Linked DNA regions of Homo sapiens: region 2 is linked to region 1. A link is a loop called in an ENCODE intact Hi-C map of the cell type or tissue named here. Cell type or tissue: Calu3. All regions are shown on one strand.

Region 1 (4,000 bases):
ATTTCAGGGATTGAAAAAAAACAGAGGCTCCAAGAAACCTATTTAACTAGCTTTCTAAGTGACTAAGCTGGGCCTGGACTCTGTCTCATGACTCCAGTGGTATGCTGGTAAATGTTTATACCAGCTCTTGGGGTGGGTGGGAGGATGGGGAGTAGAAAGGAGCCCTGATGTGTAGCAATTGCCTATTTCCTTTGTGTAAATACTCCCACCATGGCTGATGTCAAGCTGCAAGCATGTAGTCACTGAGCATGGAGTTGGTAAGAGATGTGCACCATCAGTTCTCCTGAGCCAGTACAAGCCATCTCCAGCACATCATTGCCTGCCACATTAAGGAAACCTTAGCTGCTGGCCTGAGGCTTGGCACCATCAGATGCTACTTTAACACATTCAGAAAGAACTTACTGCACCCAAGATTTGGCCCCTGACTTACCCAGCCCCTGAGGTTGCCTCCAATCCAGACCTGGGCTTGGTTGACTGTGCTAGTGCAGCACTGAATGCGATAGTTGAAGTTGAAGTCATGGATAGAGACAAGGTTGCCTCCGTAGCATCTGCTGCAGACATTCTGCAGACGGAAACAAAGTAGAGAATTCCCTCTCATTTATTTCAAGTTTCTGAGTCTCCAGGCAAGAGCCCGGCATCCCTTTTCAGGTTAAAAATAAACCTACTTGCCTCCCTTAATCCTATCTTTTGCTTCTTAATTAGCTGTCAGGACAATCCTACAGGAAATGATAATACTCATAATAATTATAACCACCGCTTATTGAGAGTTTATTACAGCCCAGTGACTATTCCAAACACTTTTCATGTATTATCTCATTTAATGCTCACCACAACTCTAAGAAGTTGGTGCTATATATCTTCGTTTTACAAATGAAGGTGCTAAAGCTTTGAAAGGCAAAGCAACTTGCCCAGGTAACACAGCTAATAAAAGGCAGAACCAGAATTTAACACAGGCGTTTCTAACACCAAAGCCTTTTGTTTAAATCGGTGGTTCTCCCCAGACCAACAATATCATCATCACCTGGGGATTTGTTGTAAATGCAAATTCTCAGGCTTCACCTCAGCCCTCCTAAATCAGAAGTCGTGCAGGTGAGGCCCAGAAAGCTGTGTTTTAACAACAACTCCAGGTGATTCTGATGCATGCGAGGCTTTGAGAACCACTAGCCTAAATGAATAGGGAACAGAAGACTGAATGTACTCTCTTTTCCCCCAGGTCCTCCGCAGTAGCCTCCCTACTACTTACCTGAGCTTCTGCAAAAGTTTTAGGAGTCCGCACCAATAGGTAGCGGCAGATCTTGCACCTTGGACTTCCCTGCACTTCAACAATGTCTTCTTCCCTGGGGCACTGGAAGTCCTTGTCTAAGGCAGCTGGGTCCGACTCCATGGCTTCCTCATCCTCAAAGTTGTCTTGACAGGCAGAAGCCTTGACCTCCTCTCCCTCTGCCTGAATCACCTCCTCCGTCAGAGCCAAGTCTCTCTCCTGCTCCTTTGAACTATCCAGATCCTGGCCTAGGTCTGCCTGTGTCTCTAGGCTCTCCAGATGGGGGGCATCATTCTCTGGGAAGAAGAGGTAACCTGCCATCAGGTCAAGAGCTTCCTAGTTCCAGCACCGTGGACAGCTCCAGCAACGTCGCTCGAGCTTTCCTAGGAATTCCACCTGAAGACAAGACTGGAGGATTTCCTTGGTGTTAGGTAAGGAGAGATCTCTCGGGTCACACCCACAAATGGACAAGAACCTGACTTCTGGCCGACACCACGAGTGTGTGTTTTGAAGGTGGGAGAAAGCACGTGTGAGAAGCCTGGGGCAGTCACCAGCCCTTCATCTTAACAGGTGGGTGGTTTTTCCTTCTGAAAGTTCAGGTTACAGTTTGCCGGGTGCGGTGGCTCACGCCTGTAATCCCAGCACTTTGGGAGGCCGGGGCGGGCGAATCACAAGGTTAGGAGTTTGAGACCAGCCTGGCAAATATGGTGAAACCCCATCTCTACTAAAAATACAAAGATTAGCCAGGCGTGGTGGCATGTGCCTGTAGTCCCAGCTACTCAGGAGGCTGAGGCAGAAGAATTGCTTGAACCCGGGAGGCGGAGTTTGTGGTGAGCCGAGATCGCGCCACTGCACTCCAGCCTGGGCAACAGAGCGAGACTCCGTCTCAAAACAAAACAAAAAACAAACAAAAAAAAAAACAAAAACAACAACAACAAAAAAAAATCAAACAAAAAAGAGAAAGTTCCAGGTTACAGTTCTGAGTCCAAGTGATATCTTACCGGAGATGAGCTGTATCAGCTAAAGAGGGAAGGCTGTGGTCCTGGCCTCATGAGTGCAAATAAAAGCGGGGGGAGGGGAGTGTAGGAAAAAGGAAAAAAGGGAAAGACGCATGAGGAGGGAAGGGAGAGACTTACCCAGATGAAGAGCAGAAACTGTTCCCAGCAGGAGAAAGGGCAGGAGCAAGAGGCATTGCATATCTACTGTCTTTTAGCGAGGACACTACTCCACCGTCCTTCTTGGGGCTGTCTTTGTGTGTCTAGTATAGCCCCTGGCACATAGTATAGAGGGAATATTTGTTTAATTGTTTGATTAAAGAGCAAACAAGATTGCTTTCTCCTCTTGCCATGAACAGACCCTGAGCTGGAGAGTCTAGAAAAGGAATGGTGGGAGGGATAACTCAGGTACCAAATTTCATTTGTCTTCCAGTCTCCGTTGCTGCTCTCCAGTATCACCCTTAGCCCAGACTCCTGCCCCTGCGGGGACAGGTCTGCTTAGCTATGATGTTCCTAAGGACAGGCCTCCTACGTGTTTGCCCTATGAGGTGCTGCTTCTTCCCAGGGCCTACACTGGTCCTGCCTGGGCAGCCAGAAAAGAACTCACCTTCCAAGAGTCTGAGACCTCCACTCTCAGTGCCTCTGGCTTCAGGGGCCAGAAGCAGCCTTTATACTGGGTTTTTGGGGAAGTGGGAAGAGGCCAGAATGATTGCTCCAGGACAGAGTGGGGGACAAAGGAGCTGATAATGAAGTTTGCTCAGTCTTCTCAACCCTGTGCCCTGCTCTCTGCTGGGACTGCAGGGACCTGCCTCCTGGGGCCTACTGCCTTGTTTGGGTACCCCACACCCTGGTTTGCTTCAGAAGGCCCTAGATGTTATGTCCATTGTCCAGGCATAATTATTATTTATGCCCCCTAAAATGCCCCAGTCTGAACAACACGCCTTAACTCCAGGAGTAGCCTCCTGCTGGTGGAATCCCAGAGAGTGAAGTGGAGATCCCAGGGAGCTGGTGGGAGACAATGGGGGGAAGAAACAAGAGGGGAAAGGGAGGTTCAGTGCTCCCAAGCTCTCACCCATCCTAGGGGCATAGTGTGCAACACACCCCTCACCCTCATCTCCGCATCATCTCCACCAGGTACCACCCCTACTTCACAGAGGCAAAATGTGAGATTCAGAGAAAGAGAGAAGGCAACTTGCCAAGGTTCCATGGGAAGTGGAAGAACTGGAATTTCTAAGTCTTTTTGACTCCAAAACCTTCTCTCTTTCTTTCCTCTCTCTCTTTTTTCTCTCCCTTCCTCTTTCTCATCTTTTTTTTTTTTCTTTTTGAGACGGAGTCTTGCTCTGTCGCCCAGGCTGGAGTGCAATGGCAAGATTTTGGCTCACTGCAAGCTCCACCTCCCGGGTTCAAGCGCTTCTCCTGCCTCAGCCTCCCAAGTAGCTGGCTAATTTTTTGTATTTTTAGTAGAGATGGGGTTTCACTATGCTGGCCAGGCTGGTCTTGAACTCCTGACCTCGTGATCCACCCACTTCGGCCTCCCAAAATGCTGGGATTACAGGCATGAGCCACTGTGCCTGTCCTCATCTTTTTTTTTTTTAAGAGACAAAATCTTGCTCTGTCACCCAGGCTGGAGTGCAGTGCTGCGATGATAGTTCACTGTAACCCTGAATTCCTGGGCTCAAGTAATCCTCCTGCCACAGCCTCCTGAGTCACAGGGATTACAGGCACAAGCTTTCTCATCTTTAAT
Region 2 (4,000 bases), 1.0 Mb after region 1:
TAGAGATTGAAATAAGATTATTGGTCCCCAGGGTCAGGGGGCTGAGGGAATGAGGGACTACTGCTTAATGAGTATGGAATCTTCTTTGTGAGTAAAAAAAACTTTTGAAATTAGATATATGTGATGGTTTCACAACTTTATGAATGTACTAAATATCAATGAATTATATACTTTTAAATAATCAATTTTATTTTATGGACATTTCATATAAATTAAAAAGGTGGAGTCAGGGAAAAATTGCATAGGCATAAAATGGAGAAAAGAACCTGACTGCGAAGGGAGAGATCAGACTGATGCAGACAAAAGTCAAGGAATGCTGGCAGCCACCTGAAGATGAAATATGCATGGAACTGATTATTTCCTAGAGATTCTGGAGACTGATACCTTGGTTTCATTCTAGTGAAACTGATTTTGGACATCTGACCTCCAAAACTGTAAGAAAATAAAATGTGTTGTTTTACTTCCCTAAGCATGTGGTAATTTGTCACAACCAAAGGGAACTAATACAAAATCTTTGTTGTGTTAAACCATTGGGTTTTCACTTAATGTGTTACTGCAGTAAAATCTAGCATCTTTTATTACCTATCTTCTTGTTTTCTACAAACAGATGATGAGTTTTTCCTATTAGTTCTCCTTATTATTCATTTACTCATTCACTAAAATCTTTTACTGAGCCCCAACTCTGTTCCAGGCATGAATCTTTGTTAGTGACCAAGTCAGAAATTGTTCCTGTATGCATCAAGCTTTTATTCTTGTTGAAAAACAAATTTAAGTAAACACACACAAATAGATAACTTTGTATTGTGATCAATATTATGAAGGAACAGATAATAGAGATAAAATTGGATAGGCCTTTTTAACATTTAATATGTAAATTTGTTCCTTCACTGAGTTGCCATTTTATTAGACACTCTTGAGTCCTTCCATGTAATCAACATCAGATCAGACTAATATCTGAGAATAATGACTGAGTAGTGCAGCTACATTTATAAAAATGAATCTATATAATTAATAAGTGTTTCAATAGTTCTATGGAGAAGGGTGACAAATTAGGTGATGAAATGACATAAGAATAAGAAAAGGAATAGAGAGAAGTAATTACTAACATATTTTGAACAGCTATTCTGTTTCAGGCACTGTGCTGTGTTCTCACTCATTCAGTACCCATTCAAAATAATTCTATGAGTAGGTGGTATTTTCACAAGTAGAATCTCAGAACATTTAATTAACTTGACACTTGTCACAAAGCTTTGTTGAAATGGAATTCATATGCAGCTTTATTCTGTGTTTCAAATCTGTGTACTTTTATTTGTGCTTGTCATTTTAGTCATGACTTGGAGAATGGATAAGGATTTAAAAATAAACAATTGTGGAATTAAATTGTGATGGAGAAATTTGACACTTTTTCCGTTATATGCTGTCCAGCCCCATTACCTACAAACAGTATCCAGATTGTATTATGAAAGTCTGTCTGTATTAGTTAGGATAAATAACGCTAGCTGCCATACAAGTAAACTCGGAAATTACAGTGGCATGATCATAGAAGATTTTCTTGCCCACAGGTTATTCAATTAATTGTTCTATAGGAATTCACACAGAGATTCAATGACCCAGGTCTTTTCACTAAGTGATTCCATTATCCCCCGTAGTCTGAATTTTGTCTCTCCAGATGGTGACAAAGAGAGCATACAGAGGACTACATGAAGAGTATCATGGGCCAGAGTTGAAATGGCATATATGACTTCACAAATTGGATTGTCAAAAATACAATCACATAGCCACAAAGTACTGCATAAAGGCTGAGAAACAGCCTAGGTATGAGTACAGTAAAAATAAAATAGTTTGGAAAACAACTACCAGTCTTTTCCATTGTAATACTTATGATCATCCAATATCCACTTTATACTTCTTCCCACAGAAAGAACATATTATCTACCTCCCCCAAAGAGACCACCTAAATCCCAACTAGTCACCATACAAGCTCAACCTCAGGTTAAATGGTCTTCTCCACATAATCAGGATGTGGCTCCTTGTGGTTCAGCAATTTATGAACCAAAAAGAAAATTTAGCTCCTTCTACATTCACATCCAATACATAAAGTCATACCAGAGTAAAGATAATTAGCAAACACATACACAGACACACACACACACACACACACACACACACACACAGAAAAAAGTCATCCCCATGTATACAAGACAGTAATGGGAGGCACACTGGTTGGTTTTAAAATCTTACAGAATTGGCATTATGAAAGTCCCTCACCCAAGTAATGATATATATTTTTTTATGAGACCCTGATTTTTTTCTCTGGGGAAAACTCCATTTTCCATTGTTTTCCTTGGCTGCTGGTGTAATCTCTTCAGCATTTCTCTTCTTATCCATTATTCTTCATTACCATTTCTGAAGTGTGTTGAACACAAAATCCTGTCTAGCACAAAATAAAGGCAATTTATTAATAAACTTGCAGCAAGGAAACCATCTTCTATTATTTTTACTTCAGCAGGATTGCAAGTGTGTTAGAAGGGACAGTAAGCTCATTGAGTAAAATGGAATAAATACTGAACCAGTGAATCATTGGCAACCATCTTATTAAGATAAGACTTTTGGAAGGGGTAGAAACAATAATTGGTCTTCAGGTACATTTGTCAGTCCTTAGTTGGCTACAAGGTGAAAAGCAAATGGTTTGGAGAATTTCTTTTTTTTAATTTTTTATTAATTTTAATTTTTTATTTTATTTTATTATTATTATACTTTAAGTTTTAGGGTACGTGTGCACAATGTGCAGGTTTGTTACATATGTATACATGTGCCATGTTGGTGTGCTGCACCCATTAACTCGTCATTTAGCATTACGTATATCTCCTAATGCTCTCCCTCCCCCTTCCCCCAACCCCACAACAGGCCCCAGAGTGTGATGTTCCCCTTCCTGTGTCCATGTGTTCTCATTGTTCAATTCCCACCTATGAGTGAGAGCATGTAGTGTTTGGTTTTTTGTCCTTGCGATAGTTTACTGAGAATGATGATTTCCAATTTCATCCATGTCCCTACAAAGGACATGATCTCATCATTTTTTATGGCTGCATAGTATTCCATGGTGTATATGTGCCACATTTTCTTAATCCAGTCTATCATTGTTGGACATGTGGGTTGGTTCCAAGTCTTTGCTATTGTGAATAGTGCCGCAATAAACATACGTGTACATGTGTCTTTATAGCAGCATGATTTATAGTCCTTTGGGTATATACCCAGTAATGGGATGGCTGGGTCAAATGGTATTTCAAGTTCTAGATCCCTGAGGAATCGCCACACTGACTTCCACAATGGTTGAGCAAGTTTACAGTCCCACCAACAGTGTAAAAGTGTTCCTACTTCTCCACATCCTCTCCAGCACCTGTTGTTTCCTGACTTTTTAATGATTGCCATTCTAACTGGTGTGAGATGGTATCTCATTGTGGTTTTGATTTGCATTTCTCTGATGGCCAGTGATGGTGAGCATTTTTTCATGTGTTTTTTGGCTGCATAAATGTCTTCTTTTGAGAAGTGTCTGTTCATATCCTTCACCCACTTTTTGATGGGGTTGTTTGTTTTTTTCTTGTAAATTTGTTTAAAATTTTTTTTTTAAAATTTTACTTTAAGTTTTGGGATACATGTGCAGAACACACAGGTTTGTTACAGAGGTATATGTGTGCCATACAAGAATTTTAAATTCAAGCCTCATAGCTTTGTTACAGTAAAATAACTAGATTAGGTGACCACTCATAGGGAATTTCCATTCAAGTCGAAGATATGATAAACAGGTGAACAAATAATACCGGAGTTTAATGTTGATAATGATTTTGAAGAATGAAGTAGGCTGAGGAAAGAAGGTCCATGGGAGGGGAGAGGCTATATTATGAAGTAGTTCAGGAAAGGCATGATCTGCCTGGGTGGGTTAACATTTAAGCAACAATATTAAATGAGTATGGAAATTTTCTGAGCAGAGGAAACAGCAAAT

Evidence for each region. A loop is a pair of places that touch in the nucleus more often than their neighbours do. Peaks named below come from ENCODE experiments on the same cell type or tissue, not always from the same donor. Only the 100,000 strongest peaks of a DNase experiment are listed, where the experiment ranks them.
Region 2: a loop joins it to region 1, with 6 times the contacts of the local background. A loop is called at or near these places in 1 of 110 quality-filtered maps.

The regions. Positions count from the first base shown.
Region 1 is chr11:57,378,251-57,382,250 of GRCh38, forward strand. PRG3 (proteoglycan 3, pro eosinophil major basic protein 2) reads right to left here and starts at 2,900. Exons shown (of 6, transcript NM_006093.4): 1 at 2,864-2,900; 2 at 2,398-2,531; 3 at 1,244-1,557; 4 at 431-562. The coding sequence starts at 2,458. RefSeq lists an enhancer at 1,089-2,288. In Calu3, no CTCF peak of the experiment used is centred here; a DNase peak (open chromatin) is centred at 1,621.
Region 2 is chr11:58,383,050-58,387,049 of GRCh38, forward strand. No RefSeq gene overlaps it. Among named protein-coding and RNA genes, the nearest start is that of OR5B3, 22 kb to the right of the region's middle. In Calu3, no CTCF peak of the experiment used is centred here; no DNase peak of the experiment used is centred here.